Regions from separate parts of the Homo sapiens genome. Here region 2 is linked to region 1. Evidence: chromatin contacts called from ENCODE Hi-C or POLR2A ChIA-PET data. All regions are on one chromosome and are shown on one strand. Each heading gives the region's core, a stretch centred on a gene start or an enhancer-like site at or near the end of the contact. The rest is flanking DNA. Distances are from core to core; before and after follow the strand shown. Region 1 holds the start of SPIN1 (spindlin 1). Region 2 has its middle 120 kb from the start of SPATA31C2.

Evidence for each region. A loop is a pair of places that touch in the nucleus more often than their neighbours do. ChIA-PET counts read pairs that join two places held with the same protein, here RNA polymerase II (POLR2A). Pooled maps may share reads with other maps.
Region 2: a map of endothelial cell of umbilical vein shows a loop between it and region 1 (7-fold over the local background). The contact joins the enhancer-like site here to the promoter of SPIN1 in region 1. A Hi-C loop is called at or near these places in 4 of 168 maps with a recorded cell type or tissue (aorta, cardiac septum, endothelial cell of umbilical vein and 1 more) and 9 of 50 pooled maps. POLR2A ChIA-PET finds 5 or more read pairs at or near these places in 1 of 52 experiments (MCF 10A).

The regions. Positions count from the first base shown.
Region 1 is chr9:88,387,159-88,389,729 of GRCh38, forward strand. It overlaps SPIN1 (spindlin 1), which reads left to right and starts at 1,286. Exons shown (of 6, transcript NM_006717.3): 1 at 1,286-1,380. LOC124902204 (a long non-coding RNA gene) reads right to left here and starts at 2,041. Exons shown (of 2, transcript XR_007061652.1): 1 at 1,954-2,041; 2 at 1-959. RefSeq lists an enhancer at 102-961 and a silencer at 1,039-1,938.
Region 2 is chr9:88,257,476-88,260,046 of GRCh38, forward strand. No RefSeq gene overlaps it. Among named protein-coding and RNA genes, the nearest start is that of SPATA31C2, 120 kb to the left of the region's middle. Within about 2 kb of position 1,301, at least 7 of the 41 ENCODE cell types and tissues checked have a DNase peak (open chromatin) inside an H3K27ac peak, as active enhancers do; they include endothelial cell of umbilical vein, where a contact is called at or near this core.

The DNA.
Region 1 (2,571 bases), core at 36-2,535:
TATCTCAGTTTTGAAATTAGCTCTCTAGTTGGCCTGTGAACGTCCCATGCCTGCCAAGTGTGTCATCTGAGACAAGCACTTCAATTTGTTTGAGCAGGCATCTATCAATCTTATTTGTTAGAAAAGGTGCCAGTGAAACCCCAAAGAGTATTGCTAACTAATAACTGTGCTGCAGTTTAGAGTGTTCAAGGTGCTTTCCAGTAACATGTTCTGGAATTTGATCTGACAACGCTTTGGGAGGCGGTTTATTACGATGAGGCTGCGCTGTCGCACTCGAGGAACCAGGTCAGTGACCTGCTCCAGGACACGGGACTGGCGGGGAGGGGAGAGCGCCTGGACTCAGCCTCCAAGTCTCGCACTCGACTCTGCAGGAGTAAAAACTATTCTTGATCCTACCTCTCTCCCTTCTGCAAACAAGCAACAAAATGCTGAAAAGGCATCTTAACTGAAACGGAAGTCAAATGAATTCGCGTGCGATCATGGGAATTTTTGGCTCCTAACCTTGCGAGTAGAGCTGGGTGAGTTCCATTTGTGGTGGGGGAGTGGAAACAGGTTTCTGGGCTTGCAGAAGCCACATCCCGTCCCCACACAACCTAGGACAGGCCAGGTACTTGTAGGTGAGGCTCCGGGGCTCCAGCTAACCTGAGCTACCTGGGCTGGGCTTTGTGCGGGGAGGCAGCAAGCGGGGTGAGCCGGCGACGACGCCGGCCTCTACGCAGTGCGGTGGTGAAGACGTCTCTTCCAGGGAGTCACAGGAAGCAAATCCATCCTTTTAAAGGGCTCGCGTCCCGCGGCCCTGAACCGGCGCGCTGGAGCAGTAATGCGACGTTCTCCGAGGTTCAAGGCTCACGGCCCAGCCCTGTGATCCAGTTTCCTCAGTCTTCGCGGTGTGCACCACTCAGGACGACTTGCGGCTTACGTCCAGGACAAAGGGGGCTTGTCCTTTCTTCAACGTCCTACTGCGCAAAAACGAAGCCCTTCTCAGGCTGCCTGCCTTCCAGGAAAAGCTGCGCCCCCTCAGGAACCTGTGCCCCGCGCGCCTGCCGCCGCCCATTCCCGGCGCGCACCTGGCAGTCCCGGGCTCGAGCCCCGCCCTGCCGCCAGCCAGGTGAGAGGGGCCAGGCCCCGCCCTCGCCGGCCCCGCCCCGCCCCACTGCGCCTGCGCAGTCGGCCGTCGGCGCCAGGCGCCGGGGCGGCGCGGCCGTCGCAGTTCGGCGGGCGCAGTGCGCGTGCGCCCTGACTGTTGGGGGGCGGGCGGCGTCCGCGGCGAGGGAGCGGGGGCGGGGAGGCGCCGTCTGGCTCAGGCTGGGGCCGGCGGGAGCGCGAACGAGCGACGGCGGAACCCGTGGGCCTGTGGACTGCAGCCTCGGCGGTCAGCAGGTGAGGCCCGCGCAGGGCGGGCGTGGGTCGTGAGGGAGTGCGGGCTGCGGGCGGGCCAGCGGTGCGGCGGTCTGCCCGGGGGCGCAGGTGAGCGCGGCCCGCGCGGGGCCCGGCGGAGCATTGTCCAGCGGGCGGCGCCCGCATAGCGCCCCCTGCCGGCTGGGCCGCGGCGGGGACCCGGGCTGGGCGGGCCTGGGCCTCGGGGCGGGCGCGCGCTCCTTTGTTCGCCGGCCCCTACTCCTCCGTGCCCCCATCCCCGCCGCCCCCCGCCAACATGGCCGCCACCCTCTCGTCCCCAGTTCCCCGGCCGCCGCCGGCCCCTTAGCGCGCGCTTTGTTTGGAGCCGGGCGGGGAGGCCGGCGGGCAGGGGGCGGCGGCGCTGCGCAGTCGGGCGCGGGGAGGGGGCGCTGCGCCAGAATGCAGGCGGGGAGGGGGAACGTTGCATAATCCCGGGCCGGCGACGGGGGCGGGGCGGGGGGAGGGGCGGGACCCCGGCGCGACGGGTCGGGTCACCCCGGGGACGCGGGCCTGCCCTGGGGCCACCCCTCCCAGGCCCGGGGGATGGCCGCGGACCTTGTAAGTTGCAGGCTCCGCGGTTCGCGGCGCCGGAACGCCCACCGGCCAGTCCTCGCGCCCGCGCAGCCCCTTTCCTGATGCGCCGTCTCTTCGCCGCCCTCCGTGGGGGCGCGGCGAACGGGTTGCGTGCTCTGGAGAGAGACAGGCACTTTTCCTCTCCATCGTGAGTGACCTTGGGTGTATTCGTCAAGGAATGTGTTGAAACGAATTGTGCGATGCGGGAACTGCGCAGCGCCTCGGGTTTGGCTTTCTCGAGCATTTTATTGCATTGATTGTGCGTTCTCGATTTTACAGAGGTTCGTTTTGAGTAATGGCTTCAGTAATGTCATCGTATACGCATTTCAAAGTTTGTTTATGGAATTGTTTTTACATTTATTCTCTTTTTACTTATAATTTTTGAATCAGATTTTGTGTTTTGGAGAGATTTTCCGTACGTGGTGGAAGTGTTTTCACTCATGGTAAATATGGATTGTTTGGCAATTTTATCACGTTAATCACAAAACAATACCAGGAACATTTAAATGTCTTAAAGGATTTCACTCTACATGACTTGTGCCAGAGACGACACACGTACCAAAACGCGATTACCTGTCTTAACTTTTTTTCTATTGGAAT
Region 2 (2,571 bases), core at 51-2,550, 130 kb before region 1:
GAGAAGTCAAGGTTGGATTTTGTTTGTTTGTTTGTTTTGTTTTGAGACAGAATCTTGCTCTTGTCGCCCAGGCTGGAGTGCAGTGGCGCCATCTCAGCTCACTGCAACCTCTGCCTCCCGGGTTCAGCAATTCTCCTGCCTCCCGGGTTCAGCGATTCTCCTGCCTCAGCCTCCCAAGTAACTAGGATTACAGGCGCCCACCACCACACCCAGCTAATTTTTGTATTTTTGTTAGAGACAGGGTTTCACCATGTTGGCCAGTCTGGTCTCAAACTCCTGACCTCAGGTGATCCACCTGCCTCGGCCTCCCAAAGTGCTGGGATTACAGGCGTGAGCCACTGCGCCTGGCCTACATGTTTTTTAGCCTCAAGTGTCTGGATAACACAATGAAAGCATGCTTGCCTGCTGGATTGTACAGACCAAGCCCCTCAGCATGCACAAATGGTTATCTTCAGTCACTTATACTTCCTAAGTTACCAGAATAACCTTGCACTCTCTCTCCCTTTGGCAACACAAACCTCATAGATTGGAAAATAGTCTTTTCTGCTGTCTTAATGCTTGCTTGCTTTCTATTCAAAAACTACTGCATGACTATACAGCATTTGAAACTCACTGTCTGATTGGAATTTGGGAAACATTGGCTTTCTTAATGCTGATTCTGCATTTCCTGCTGAAATTGAGCTCTCAGCTTTGAGCAGTCCCACTGAAACCAGGGGCAGCCAGCCGGATTCTCTGCAAGTCAGGAAATGAGAGCCAGACTCCCTTGCTTGTCTCTATGGACACTGGAGTCGGTTTCCCTTCCTGGGCAGATGAAAGGGTGAGGTCATTGCACATGATTGAGTGGTGGAGAAACTCAGCCTTCTAGAAACTAAGACCAAGCAATCATCTCACAAGAAAACATTTTGGAAGCTAGGTTTTCATCAACAACATTAAATAAATCACTGGTTTTTAAAGACCGGTAAACCCCAATGGCAGTCTGTCTGGATTTGTTCTAAAACTTAAAGCATGAGTTTTGCTTGTAAATGAGAGTTCCCTGAAATGCCAGCAAAAAAAAAAAAAAAAAAAAGCAAACCCAATCCTTTGGGTAATAGGAACCACAACAAGGAAAAATAGGAACCGCAACAAGGAAAAACATTTTTTTAAATAAATAAAACATTTCATGTTTATCCTCAGCAATTTCGTGTTTAAAAGAAACAAACTCTACAACTGCTCAGCATTCTTCACAAGGAAGGTGTGCCTTCAGCCTCCCGGAAAAGTCTCTCGGCTGGTATGACCTGGCCTGTTGCCGGGAAAAAGTGAGATTTGGCAGACACGGGCGTCGGGACAGCCTGCATGGTTACTGGACTGCAAGGTCTGGCCCCGTCAAAGCAGACAGCTCTATTATCCCCACAGCCTGCAGAACTGGGGTCAGGCGTGTCCTGATGCTGGATCTCTGCCCTCCTTCTCCCGGTTCTCACCCTGTAGGTGTCGGATTTGACCATTTGCACAACAACCCTCACGTTGTCATTCCCAGATCCTCATTGGTGCATTGTTCTTTTTGTTTATAGTAAACTTTATTTTTTTAGAGCAGTTTCAGGTTCACAGCAAAAAGGAGCAGAAAATACAGAGCATTCCCATATCTCCCCTGCCCTATAGACACACAGCCTCTCCCATTGTCAACATCCCCCACAGAGTGGTCCATCTGTTACCATTGATGAACCTACACTGACACATCATCACCCAAATCCGTGGTTGACACCGGGGTTCACTCTTGGCATTGTACATTCTGTGGGCTTGGACAAATGTATAATGATGTGTCCACCACTGCGGTATCCCACAGACTAGCTTCACTGTCTTAAAAATCCTCTATGCTTGACTGATTCATCTCTAATCTTTTTTTTTACTGTCTCCATAGTTTTGCCTTTTCCAGAATGTTAGAGGGTTGGAACCATATAGCCTTTCCAAATTAGCTTCTTTCACTTAGTAAATAGGTATGTTCCTTTTGGAGACCGTATCTCTGGCTCCTGGTTAAAGAGCAGGACTAGCTACATAATTCGTGACTGAGTGCAAAATGAAAATGTGGGGGCCCCTTGTTCAAAATTATTAAGAATTTCAAGATGGTGATAGCAGAGTATTAAGCCAAGCATGGGCCTTCTGAGGGCTGGGCCCTGAGAAACAGTGCAGCTGTCAGCCCATGAAGCCGACTACTAAAGAGTAAGGTTTTGTTTGTTTGTTTGTTTTGTTTTGTTTTTGAGACAGAGTCTTGCTCTGTTGCCCAGGCTGGAGTGCAGTGGTGCGATCTCGGCTCACTGCAAGCTCCGCCTCCTGGGTTCACGCCATTCTCCTGCCTCAGCCTCCCGAGTAGCTGGGACTACAGGCGCCCACCACCACGCCCGGCTAATTTTTTGTATTTTTAGTAGAGACGGGTTTTCACTGTGTTAGCCAGGATGGTCTTGATCTCCTGACCTAGTGATCCGCCTGCCTCGACCTTCCAAAGTGCTGGGATTACAGGCATGAGCCACCGCGCCCAGCCAAGAGTAAGGTTTTAAAGCAAGTGCCCAACATGTGAGTGGGTCCTTTGTCTTCTTCAGA